Regions from separate parts of the Homo sapiens genome. Here all the other regions are linked to region 2. Evidence: chromatin contacts called from ENCODE Hi-C or POLR2A ChIA-PET data. All regions are on one chromosome and are shown on one strand. The core of a region is the stretch at or near the end of the contact, and the rest is flanking DNA. Distances in the headings are between cores, read along the strand shown.

The links. Hi-C counts contacts between places; a loop is a spot of excess contacts on that map. ChIA-PET counts read pairs that join two places held with the same protein, here RNA polymerase II (POLR2A). Pooled maps may share reads with other maps.
Region 1: a loop to region 2 is called in a pooled map, with 15 times the contacts of the local background. The contact joins the promoter of BATF here to the promoter of YLPM1 in region 2. A Hi-C loop is called at or near these places in 1 of 37 single-sample maps with no recorded cell type and 9 of 50 pooled maps. POLR2A ChIA-PET finds 5 or more read pairs at or near these places in 2 of 52 experiments (GM10248 and T-cell).
Region 3: a pooled map shows a loop between it and region 2 (4-fold over the local background). The contact joins the enhancer-like site here to the promoter of YLPM1 in region 2. A Hi-C loop is called at or near these places in 1 of 50 pooled maps. POLR2A ChIA-PET finds 5 or more read pairs at or near these places in 4 of 52 experiments (OCI-LY7, PC-9, activated CD4-positive, alpha-beta T cell and 1 more).
Region 4: a loop to region 2 is called in a pooled map, with 5 times the contacts of the local background. The contact joins the promoter of PTGR2 here to the promoter of YLPM1 in region 2. A Hi-C loop is called at or near these places in 1 of 50 pooled maps. POLR2A ChIA-PET finds 5 or more read pairs at or near these places in 2 of 52 experiments (CD4-positive, alpha-beta T cell and activated CD4-positive, alpha-beta T cell).

The regions. Positions count from the first base shown.
Region 1 is chr14:75,521,127-75,523,826 of GRCh38, reverse strand. BATF (basic leucine zipper ATF-like transcription factor) reads right to left here and starts at 1,358. Exons shown (of 3, transcript NM_006399.5): 1 at 1,082-1,358. The coding sequence starts at 1,144. RefSeq lists an enhancer at 1,061-1,390.
Region 2 is chr14:74,761,989-74,764,775 of GRCh38, reverse strand. It overlaps YLPM1 (YLP motif containing 1), which reads right to left and starts at 1,460. Exons shown (of 21, transcript NM_019589.3): 1 at 414-1,460. The coding sequence starts at 1,286. RefSeq lists an enhancer at 1,413-1,752.
Region 3 is chr14:75,451,607-75,454,306 of GRCh38, reverse strand. All of the region lies in intron 2 of JDP2 (Jun dimerization protein 2), which reads right to left. Among named protein-coding and RNA genes, the nearest start is that of JDP2, 25 kb to the right of the region's middle. RefSeq lists enhancers at 766-1,279, 1,280-1,795, 1,796-2,310. Within about 2 kb of position 1,271, at least 29 of the 41 ENCODE cell types and tissues checked have a DNase peak (open chromatin) inside an H3K27ac peak, as active enhancers do; they include OCI-LY7 and PC-9, where a contact is called at or near this core.
Region 4 is chr14:73,850,456-73,853,155 of GRCh38, reverse strand. PTGR2 (prostaglandin reductase 2) reads right to left here and starts at 1,325. Exons shown (of 10, transcript NM_001146154.2): 1 at 1,213-1,325. RefSeq lists an enhancer at 1,530-1,579 and a silencer at 1,189-1,591.

The sequences.
Region 1 (2,700 bases), core at 109-2,608, 760 kb before region 2:
AGACTCATCCCAGCCTGCTGCTCCGTTATTAGAGGCTTAGGATATACGCCCTGTTCAATATTTATATACTTTTATTTTGGCTGCAGCATTTTGAAAACCCTTGTGGATATCTGTGCTAAGGAAAGAATGAAGTTTTTAAACTATGAAGGTTGAGAAAATTTTAACCCACGGATACATGTCGGATGAGAAAGAGGAGGGCTTCCTACAGCAAGGGATGTCAAGAGTGTGGTGCAGAACAAAACCCTAGAAGCTGTGAGATGGGCAGGGCACTCCTTTTTTGGTAATCCTCAAGCTAAAACCTTTGGACTTGGAAGTCACAATCTAGACTCCAAATGCTCCCACAATCCCTATCTCAGTCTCTCTGGTTTCCCCAGAGCTAAGATGAACTACCAGCAAATGTCTTCCAACAAATTTCCAGAGCCACCTCCTCATTCATTTCCTTGCTCCTATCCAGAAGCCACAAGCAAAGAGATATTGGCTGGACCTCTAGCATCTCCCCTTGCTGGCTGTGCTAGCAACAGAGGCAGTGCCCCAGTAGAGAGATCCTTCTATGCTAGCCTGGGTTTCTCCTCCTCCTCCTCCTTCTTCCTCTTCTTCTTCTTCTTTTTTTTTTTTTTTAACTTTTCCCTAACCCCTTTTCTCCCCTTCCCTATTGGCTGTCTCCTGGGAAACTGCATATCTAGGATTTGAGCTGTGCATGCCAGCGGCCCACTTGAAAACTCCTCTCACTTTTCTACAGCCTTGGAGAACAGTAGACTCTTTTCTCTGCATTCTTTGATGTTCATCCTCCTCTTTGCTTCCTAGAAAGCTTTTTAGGGTGGCAACCCCAGTGAGGCAGAGGTGATAGGCAGCCTTGGAAAATGGAGAGAAAAAGGGGCTTTGGCAGAATGGGTGGAAGGATGAGGATCTCTGCCAATATGCACAGCTTAGTAGCAAATTCCATGTCCTAAGTCTAACAGAGTGCCCGTGCAACGAGCCACTTCCTCCATCCTCAGCTCCCTGGGCAGGACAAGGAAGCCTGGCTCTCTTTCCATCCCCCAGGAGAATCAGAAGGTAGGAGAGAGAAAAAGGAGGACTCTACCTGTTTGCCAGGGGGAGGAGAGCGGCTGAAGCTGGAGTCACTGCTGTCGGAGCTGTGAGGCATGGCTGAAATCTTCCGGGCTCTCACACTCAGCCCCAGGCACCTCTGGGCTCTCTTGTCACCAGCTGGGCTCCCTTCCTGACTTCTCCTGGGCCACCAGCCCACCACCCCCTACAGGTGCCTCCTCTGCCTGCCCTGTAGCCACCTCTGACCCCTGCGTCCTCCTCACTCTGGGGTGCAGAGGGACTGCTCCCCAAAGGGACATGTCGCTCGCTTTGGGGCTTGCACGCTCTCTCTCTCTCTTGTGGTTTCTGGTAACTCACGCTGGAAGTCACATGGGCGGAAACTTCAGCGAGTTAGAAGTTAGAGAGAAAAATACATATCTGGGAAAAGACCTACAGAATTATGTGAAAGAAAAAAAAATACAGATACCTTCCGACAGTTTGAAAGACACAGCAGCCCTCTTCAATTGATGAAGATAAAAGAGAAAAACAGCCCAGGCAGGGAAAAACCCCAGCCAGAATTAGCAAGTCCGTCTTCTGTCAACATGGGCAGAGAGGAGAGGACAACCAGGAAAATGTTTCCATTGTCATACGACTTGATTTTTAAACCAAAATAAAGCAAAAACACTGGGATTTCTTTCTGGTTTTCAGCCGAAAGCAGCTGCTCACCCATCTTGTCTTTCCTCACCCCTTAAGTCCAGCCAGCCTCGGGGTGGTCTGGAGATAAGACGATCCAAGGGTATTCTCCTTTCCTGACCATCAAACACAAGGGCTGTGGGAGATCAGAAAGCCACAAGGGAGGTTCTAGAATTGCTGCTCTGAAAGCCTATTAAGCGCCTGTGCTGCTTGGCAGGGAGCTCACACTCTTTAGAGAAAAGATGCCTTCCATATTGAGCAGCTCAAGACAGGCCCTGAATCTTTATGATTCAAGGTCACCTGGTCAGAACCCAGAATGCAGAAACAGTTAAAAAAAAAAAAGAAAGAAAGAAAGAAAGAAAAAGTGAAACAAATACTACACTTGGAGTCAGACCAACCAAGATTTAAATTCTGGTTCTACCACTTTGTATGTCTGTGGCCCTGGGTAGCTCACTTGAGCTATGTGACCTTCATTATCTTCATCTGTAAACAGAGGATGATAAAACCTGCCCTGCCTACCTCTTAGGAATGTGGCACAAAGCAAATGACAACGCGGATTAGAATGCCCCGCAGACTCTGAAGTAAATGACCGAGAGGGTAAGTGTAGGGTATTCCCAGCCTTGCCATGAGCGCATTTGTAGGGTTCTCAGTGATCAATTCAACCCTCACCTGGGCATCGTGGCTTTTTCAAAAGGCCTTACCTTATTCCCAGTATGGCTCGAAGCCAAACATTTGCCTTATTAAATTTTAGGATTGACAGGAAGTTACGGCTCCTAGAGGATTTTTGTATCCATGAGCTGAATTTCTAGACTAAGACAATATTGCCCTAAGGTTAAATTAAGTAAGACAAAATTCCTTTCCTATGGAGGAAAATAAAGCAGGGTTGGAGGTTAGGGAATTCTGGGTGGTCAGAAGGGCCTTGCCCAAAGAGGGGATACCTGAGCAGAGATTCGAAGAAAGAGAGGGAGTGAATGGTGAGTG
Region 2 (2,787 bases), core at 211-2,710:
ACATTCAAGTGTCAGCCCTTGGCGAGGCCTCTTTTTCATGCTTTCTCTCAAATGGAAACTTTCGTTTAAAATACAATTTTAAAACAAGACCCTCTGCAACAAAATCTATTTGCAACAGCAACAAAATCTAAGAGGATGGTCAAAGAAACCAAGGAATGTATCTGAGAGGTAACTTTTGAGCCACCCCACCACTGTATGTAATCCATACACATCTACAAACGCTGTTTTTTTGGTAATTCACATCTAGCTAATTAAAAAGCTGAGCTGTCAGCCCTCTGACTCTTACGGAATCCTTTGGAGTGTTAGCTAGTCATTGTGTGTTGGAATTAGACTAACCACTGGTTAAAGCCCTGAGGCCTGCTCATTCAGGGCCCTCTAGGTGAAAGATGAGGTTCAGGCAGATGCTTTCTTACCTGTGGAGTCATCGTAGAGGGATCTGGCTCAGGGGCGGCTTGCTGCTGTTCAGTACTCTTGTTTTTGGCCCCACTCTCCAAAGGCTCTTGCTGGACAGTTGTCTTATTTCCAGGGGGGGCGGACGGTGGTGGTGGAGCTAGTAGTTGGGATTTAGAATGGCCCTGGGAGGGGCGGGAAGGAGATGCCTGAGAAGAGGGCAAGTAGGACTGGGAATGGCTCAAATAGGATTGCGAGGAAGAGGAGGAGGATGAGTAAGAAGGGGTGGGCGCCAGGTAGGATTGGGAAGGTGGGGACTGCGAAGGGGACGGCTGAGCAGGAGGCAGGTAGGGCTGAGATGAGGTCGGGGGGTAGTAAGAGGGTGGCGGCTGAGGTGGGGGCATGTAAGACTGAGATGGGGGCATATAGGACCCAGGCGGCACAGGGGGAGATTCAGGGGGGGATTCCAGCTCCATTGGAACCAAACCAGGAGGCCCGTCTCGTTGGTGGTGGAGCATCTGGTGTTTGTACTGCTGCTGCTTCTGATAGCTGAGGGCCGGCCCGGGTGGCGGGGGCATCGGTGGCGGTGGCGGCTGCCAGTCTCCGTAGCCGCCCCCCGGCATCACTGGCGGGGGCGGCAGAGGGGGCGGAGGAAGGTGGTGGGGCTGAAGCACGCACTGCATTTGCTTCTGGTGCATCTGCTGCAGCTGCTGGAGCTGCGCCAAGTGCTGTTCGCGGAAGCTCATGAAGCCCGAGGAGGAGGGGGCCGCGGGAGTCGTCGAGCTCGAGTACCCGGGCCCCGGCGAGGCCTCAGGAAGCGCCACTGGCGGCGGCGGTGGGACCGGTGGCGGCGGATAGTGGCTGCTCCCGCCATACCGGCCCCAATTCGGGTACATATCGAAAAAGAAGGCGCAGGGCTCGTCCTGGCGCCGTTACTCGTCGCAACCGACCTCCAGGAGCCGCGGCGGCGACGGCGACAGCCGGAACTCGCGGCGCCTACAGGCCCCGGAGCGTGTAAACGGAGCGCGCCAGTGCGCCGGCGCTCCCGAGCTGGGCCCGCGACCGGGAAGGCGGGGACGCGACTTGGGCGACTACGTCTGCGCAGTAACCACCGAGAGGAGAACAAAGGCGAGATAGAGCGGTCCTTTACTTGGCGACTCGTGGTTGCCATCTTCCTTTGGGTTCAGATAATGTAGGCTCCAGTAGAATGTTCTCATAGAACTGAAAAACCATAGAGTCTCACAGCCGAAAGAGGTGGTAGAGATCCTATCGCTCCACGGGTTCATTTTTGAATGAAAAAAAAAAAAGGTTCCATTCACAATAGCAACAATCGCAACAACAACAAAAAAACATAAAGCAACTAGGAAAAACTCTAACAAGAAAGATGTAGGACTTATATGTAGAAAGCTACAGAGTCATAAAGAAGCATATCCAAGTAGGATGAAATTAGACTTCAAATAATGGAGAGGCTTACCATGATCCTGGGTGAAAAGAGGAAAAATTGTAAAGATGTCAGTTTCTCCCAAATTAAATGAATAGACCTAACTCAATTCTCCCCAGAAATTCAACTGGGAACAAAGCTGTGAAGAATGGAAAGGTGTTTTCAAGGCAGAGTGTAAGATTACACCAATTCCTGCAGACATATAGTGAGTAACATCTGCAGGAATTGTAGAAGGGGAGAAATGGAATTTTTTAGACTGTCTCAACACATATAAATCGGTGTTGCAGAATCTCAGAGCAAAAGCAAAGAGAGCAAAAACCAGATACAAAGATGGTCTAAAGACAACCTGGAAGATAATCTTCCAAAAGCTCTCAACGTAATACCAGACATAAACTCTTACTTTAGCTTGAGTGAATCACTAAAAAGCAAAGCTAATACACTGAATTCTTTTGGGTGTGTGGGGGGGGGCGGGGGGAGGGAGAACTGTGAGAATATTGTGTCAGTGCATCACTTGAGTAACATGCAAATAATTGACCTTTCTTCCATCTTAGCAACCCAGATCTTCACCTCTCTCAGGAGGTGAATGTGAATGGAAAGTGGAGCAGCAAGGCATCCTTCAAAAGGAAGAGCTTCTGTTTTCAAATAGAAATTTAGTTATGTTTCTTTTAACTTTTTATTGAAGTATAACGAATATACAGAAAATTACATGTCAAAAGACAAAATTACAACAAATTTAGTTTAAAGATCTTAATTAACTTTTACCTGCTATTCTAGAATTGGGCAACGTCTCATTCTATAAAGCAGAAACAGTGTTCCAATGAGCAGAACAATCGGGATAATTTCATAGACAGAAAAGAAACGCAGAGGCAGGGCGCGGGGGCTCACTCCTGTAATCCCAACACTTTTGGGAGGCTGAGGCAGGCAGATCACCAGGTCAGGAGATCAAGACCAGCCTG
Region 3 (2,700 bases), core at 22-2,521, 690 kb before region 2:
GCTCTTCAAGGGGTGGGTGGTCTGATCATGATCACTGCCTTTAGAGTTAGAAGTTTTTAACATGTTTTAAAAAACGTTATTGCACAATTTACATGAAGGTGTAACATTCAAGCTCCATGGTTTAAAGGAGGGGACGTCACCAGCTCCTCTCGGGCCTAACCCTCACCCATTTCCGTGTTTCTCAGGCCCCGTCTGCAGGTGGCGCGGCATTTCCACTGTGACAAACAGCAGCCCAGATGTGATTTTGAATTCTGACTTTTCATAAGCGTTTTCAAAAACATAGCTTGCAGGACCCACAGAGAGACAGAATGAGAAAGAGAAATTACATTCTCAACCCAAGGCGCTGAAAATACAGAAACTCTCACATGGACAAAGAAATAAAGGAAGTGATAAGCAAAAATGGACACAAAAGAAAAACCAAAACCCCCAGCACTAACCAGAGTAGCCCAAGTCTGAGGGTTCTGTCTCATACTAAGAATTGTTGCCTGGGCAGACAGAACCAGGCTAATCTGAGACTTGTGGCATCAGAGTTGACAGTGTGAGCTTTGGTTGGTGGGGTTGGGGGGTGGTCTTTAAGACCTGAGTTCCTCCAGAAGCTCTGCTGTAGACCAGCTGTGTGCTCCTGGGCAAGTTACTTGGCCTCTCTGAGCCTCCATTCCTCACTTGTACAGGAAGGTACTGAGCCCTGCCGCACATGGTAGTAATGAGGACTGAGTTCCAGCCCAGAGCCGGGAGCACAGGAAGAGTTCCGTGATGCCAGCTTCCCTGCCTTCCTTCGCAGGCAAGGCGGAGGTGGTGCTATTGCAGCAGCGGCACACTGGCCTGCCTCCGGGCAGAATGCGGCACAGAAAGGAGTACTGCGGAGAGGGAGGAGCAGGCTGGGGAGTTCAGGGCGTGCTGAGTTGTCAGTGAGCAGGCCTGGAGTAACAGCCCCGCAGCCTCCAAATCTAGCCTCAGGCCTCACACAGCCAGCCAGGCCCACCAGGGCCCCCCCTGCATGGAGGAGCCACATTTCAACACCAGGGACCCATGAGCACCCTGGGAAGTAAACACCCAAATACCAAACATACCAGACATTCCCCTACATAAACAGGGCTGCACTAAGCCAGGGGCTGCAGTCCCTCCCCACTCCCCCACCCCCCATCAACAAAGTAGGGCAATTCAGGGACAAGATCTCAGCCTGCCCAGCCGGCTAGGCCCATAGCCTCCTCCCACTCCAGGAGGGAGGAATGAGGAAACCCCAGGGGCCCTCAGCCAACTCCCTTGCTGACCCCCGGCAGCCTGCAGGGGCCAGGCCCTCCCAGCATCCCCCATGGGGCTGAGCTGTTGGAAACTCTCTGCCCTCCTGTCTCTCCCGTCATCTCTTGCCAGGCCTTCTTACTCAGTGGCCAAGGTCTGGGCCTCAGCTGTGAAATATTGAGCTGTTTCAGTGAACAGCGGGCAGGGCTTTAGGAGAAAATTCAAGACAAATGGTCAGTCTAAGGCTGGGGTTGCAGACTCACATCACCTCAGGGGTCAAGCAAGTAACTCACCATTAGTGAGGGGGGAGGGCTGGATGGGGCGGTGGCCACCCCTCCTGCCATGGGAGGGGACACTAGCCCCAGTGGGATGCAGGCTCAGTGCTGCTAATTCTTCCAAGTTTTCAAGAAAATATAAATTTTTGAAGTAAAATCTCCCACTTTTGAATGTCAGCAACAAATTCCATTTTGAAAGGAACACCGCATGAGCCAAACAAAACACATCTGTGGGCTGCACTGGCCCACGGCTGCTGATTTATGACCTCTGGCAGTCAGCTGACCCTAGTGGGCTTGTCCTCAGAAGCCTGGGCTCTGGTCACCACAGTGCCCTGCTCTGTGACCTCGAGTCAATCAGGTCACCTCTCCGGTCCTGGGGCTCATCTTTAATAAGCACAAGTAGCTCCCATTTCTCACTGACCTTCAAACACATCTGCAAGGTGGGTCTCAGGGGCCTTATTTTACAAGTGAGAAAACTGAGGCTCAGCGAGGTGGAGTGTCTGCCCGAGGCTGCCAAGCTGGGAAAAGACAGGGATTGACTCCATTCCATCAGGCTACCTTCCACACGGTGGGCTGGACTAAAATCTCCGCAAAGTCCTTTCCAGCTCTGACTTCTCTGGGTTTTCATTCATCCAGCCTTCAAGGGCAGCGTGGGCCTGATTGAGGGATGTAGGAAGGGTGCCCCCTAATTTCTTATAAGAAGTTTCTTAGCTGGGCACAGTGGTGTACACCAGTAGTCCCAGCCACTCAGGAGGCTGAGGCTGGAGGATTGCTTGAGCCCAGGATGTTGAGACTGCAGTAAGCCATGATTGTGCCACTGCACTCCGGCCTGGGCAACAGAGCAAGACTCTGTCTCGAAAAAAAGAAAAAAGAAGTTTCTGCTTTTACAGACGCTTAGTGCCAGGGGCTCTTGGAAGCACCAAGGCTAATCCCTAGATTTTAGATGAGGAAACTGAGTCCCAGAGAAGGAAATGGCTTGCTCTTCAAGACAGGGATTGGGTCTTCACAGACCAGCCCAGAGGACACTGCTTGGTCCATCCTCCTGGGAGGCTCTGCCTGACTGTGCATCATCCCTCTTTCCTGAATTTTCCATGCCCTGGACCCACTCCCCTGCACCTGCCCATCCTCTGACCTTGCCTTTCCAGTCTCCTGCTATTTCCCATCCCTTCCGGGCTGTTTTCCAGGT
Region 4 (2,700 bases), core at 76-2,575, 910 kb after region 2:
GTTGACCACGCCTTGTTATAAAACGTATCTTTCTGGGCCCAGAGCCGTGGCTCACACCTGTAATTCCAGCACTTTGGGAGGCTGAGGTGGGAGGCTCACTTGAGGCCAGGAATTCGAGACCAGTCTGGCCAACATGGGAAAACCCCGCTCTACTAAAAATACAAAAATTAAGCGTGGTGGTGGGCGCCTATAGTCCCAGCTACACAGGAGGCTGAAGCTGGAGAACTGCCTGAACCCAGGAGACTGAGGCTGCAGTGAGCCGAGATCCAGCCAGGACACTCCAGCCTGGGCAACAGAGCGAGACTTTGTCTCAAAAAACAAACAAACAAACCACGTGTCTTTCTGGATCTCTCTGCCAGTCTTCTCCTCCCCTTCCGGTTTTCTGGTCTCCCCCTTCCCCTCCCGAAGTCTTGCATGTGGAGATTCCTATCTTGCTCTTCCCTTTCTCAGTGACCTCCCTGAGCCCTGTGGCTCCTCCTACCAACCACTTTATATGGAAATTAATAATAATTTGCGTCTCTAGCCCAGAATTTCAAACTAACTGCCCAGCTCGTCAGCGCTAAGAGGATAAGGACTCGTCTGCTTTGTTCAATGATGTGAATCCAGGCCGGGCGCGATGGCTCACGCCTGTAATCCCAGCACTCTGAGAGGCCGAGGCAGGCAGATCACGAGGTCAGGAGATCAAGACCATCCTGGCTAACACGGTGAAATCTCGTCTCTACCAAAAATACAAAAAATTATCCGGGCGCAGTAGTAATCCCAGCTACTCGGGAGGCTGAGGCAGGAGAATCGCTTGAACCCGAGAGATGGAGGCTGCAGTGAGCCGAGATCGCGCCACTGCACTCCAACCTGGGCGACAGACAGAGCGAGACTCCGTCACACACACAAAAAAATGTGAGTCCAATCCCCTATGCCCGGCGCATGGTACGTGCTCAACAAATCTGTGTTAAATGAAAGTTTCAGAGGCACCTCAAACACAATTACGTCAAAACCTCAGGTTGCTTTCCCCCAGTAATTCAAAAAAAACCCCAAAACCTGCTTCTGTTTCTCGAGCATTCCCTATCTCAGTGTTGCGGGCAATAACGCCAGTGTCCCCGGTAGCTCCGGGAGGACGCCTAGAAGTCACCCTGGTTGAGAGTCTTCTTCCTCACCGCTGGGGCCCGAAGCAGCTTCGGGAGCCACAGTCGCGGGAGCCGCTCGCGCGTCACTGACCCTGTGGAGCCCGGGTGAACGAAATCTCGCGTGATTTGCCGGAAAGAGGCTGTACTGCACGACCCCAGCTCGCCCCCAGGCCTCGGCCCTCTGACCGCAGTACGCAGGCGCGCGACTAGGCCCGGCTCCGCGCCCCCTCCCCTCCCAGGGGCGGGGTTTGGAAGCTTAGGGATTGGAAGTTTAGGATTCCTGGGCGCCCCACGTTTCCGGGAGAAGCAAGGGAAATGCGGAACGTCAGGGGAGAGTTACTAGTCTGGGCAAAGTGCATTAATAACTTAACTGAGATTGGTTCCTTGTGGCCGCCCCTACTGCCTTGACCCAAAGAGCAAATCTTGCAGCCTTGACCAGTGAGTTCACATTTAGCAGTCCGTGAAGAAGTTTTATTAGTTTTGTGGATTTCTCCCTGAACCTCGATTGGGAAATTATAGTGAGACAGGGACCGTCAAGCCTACTCCTTGTTTTATAGATGGGGAAACTGAGTCTCGGAGAGCTGATGTGATTGGACCACCTACCTTTCAGCTGGTTAGGGGCAGTGCTGGGATAAAACCCCTCTCTCCGGACCCTAATCCAGGGCCCCTTTGCGCCTCTTTTATTTCACGAAGAATACCAAATTCCTCCAAGATTACCAGTGTGGGCTGATTTCTCAATTTCATTCATCGTTAGTCGTCTCCTTTTGTGCTGGACTGGGTTGAGAGAAGTGTATACCTAGGACAGCTTCGGATCCCCAGGGACTTCAAACCCTAAGAAAGATCATCTGAATTAGGCAGGTATAAGAATTGCTTGTATTCATGTGGGAGCTAATAGCTCAGCACAAGTCATGCATGGAGTAGCTGAAAGATGACTAGGTTGGTGAGCAAGGGAATAGTGATCAAACAGGTTGGAGTTCCTGGTAGCTTTATGTCTGAATATTTTTGCTTCTTTGGGAAAGCTTCAGGAAGGACTAGGAGAATTACACTACTTTGCAAACATTTTCAGACAGGAGCTAATCTCTTTTATCTGTCATGGACAGGTAGACAGACCTTCAATGCCTTTTGTAATGACTTAAACCAAATGATGAAAAATAAAATGCTCAAATAGACAAAAAGTAGTAGTATAAAATAAAGGTAATCTAGAACTTGATTTAAAAGAAACACTTTCAAAATAGAAAAGAAGCCCTGCAATATTAAATTAGTTTTGGGGCTGGACGCAGTGGCTCACGCCTGTAATCTCAGACCTTTGGGAGGCAGAGGCAGGTGGATTGCTTGAGTCAGGAGTTCGAGACCAGCCTGGGCAACGTGGTGAAACCGCATTTCTTCAAAAAATAAAAAATAAAATGAAATTAGCTAGGTGTGGTGGTGCTTGCTGGTAGTCTCTCAGCTGCTCAGTAGGCTGCAGCGAGCCTTGATCACACCACTGCACTCCAGCCTGGGTGACAGACTGATACCTTGTCTCAAAAATTTTAAATATATGTATGTGTATTAATTAGTTTTAGCTCTCTTGATTCTAGGG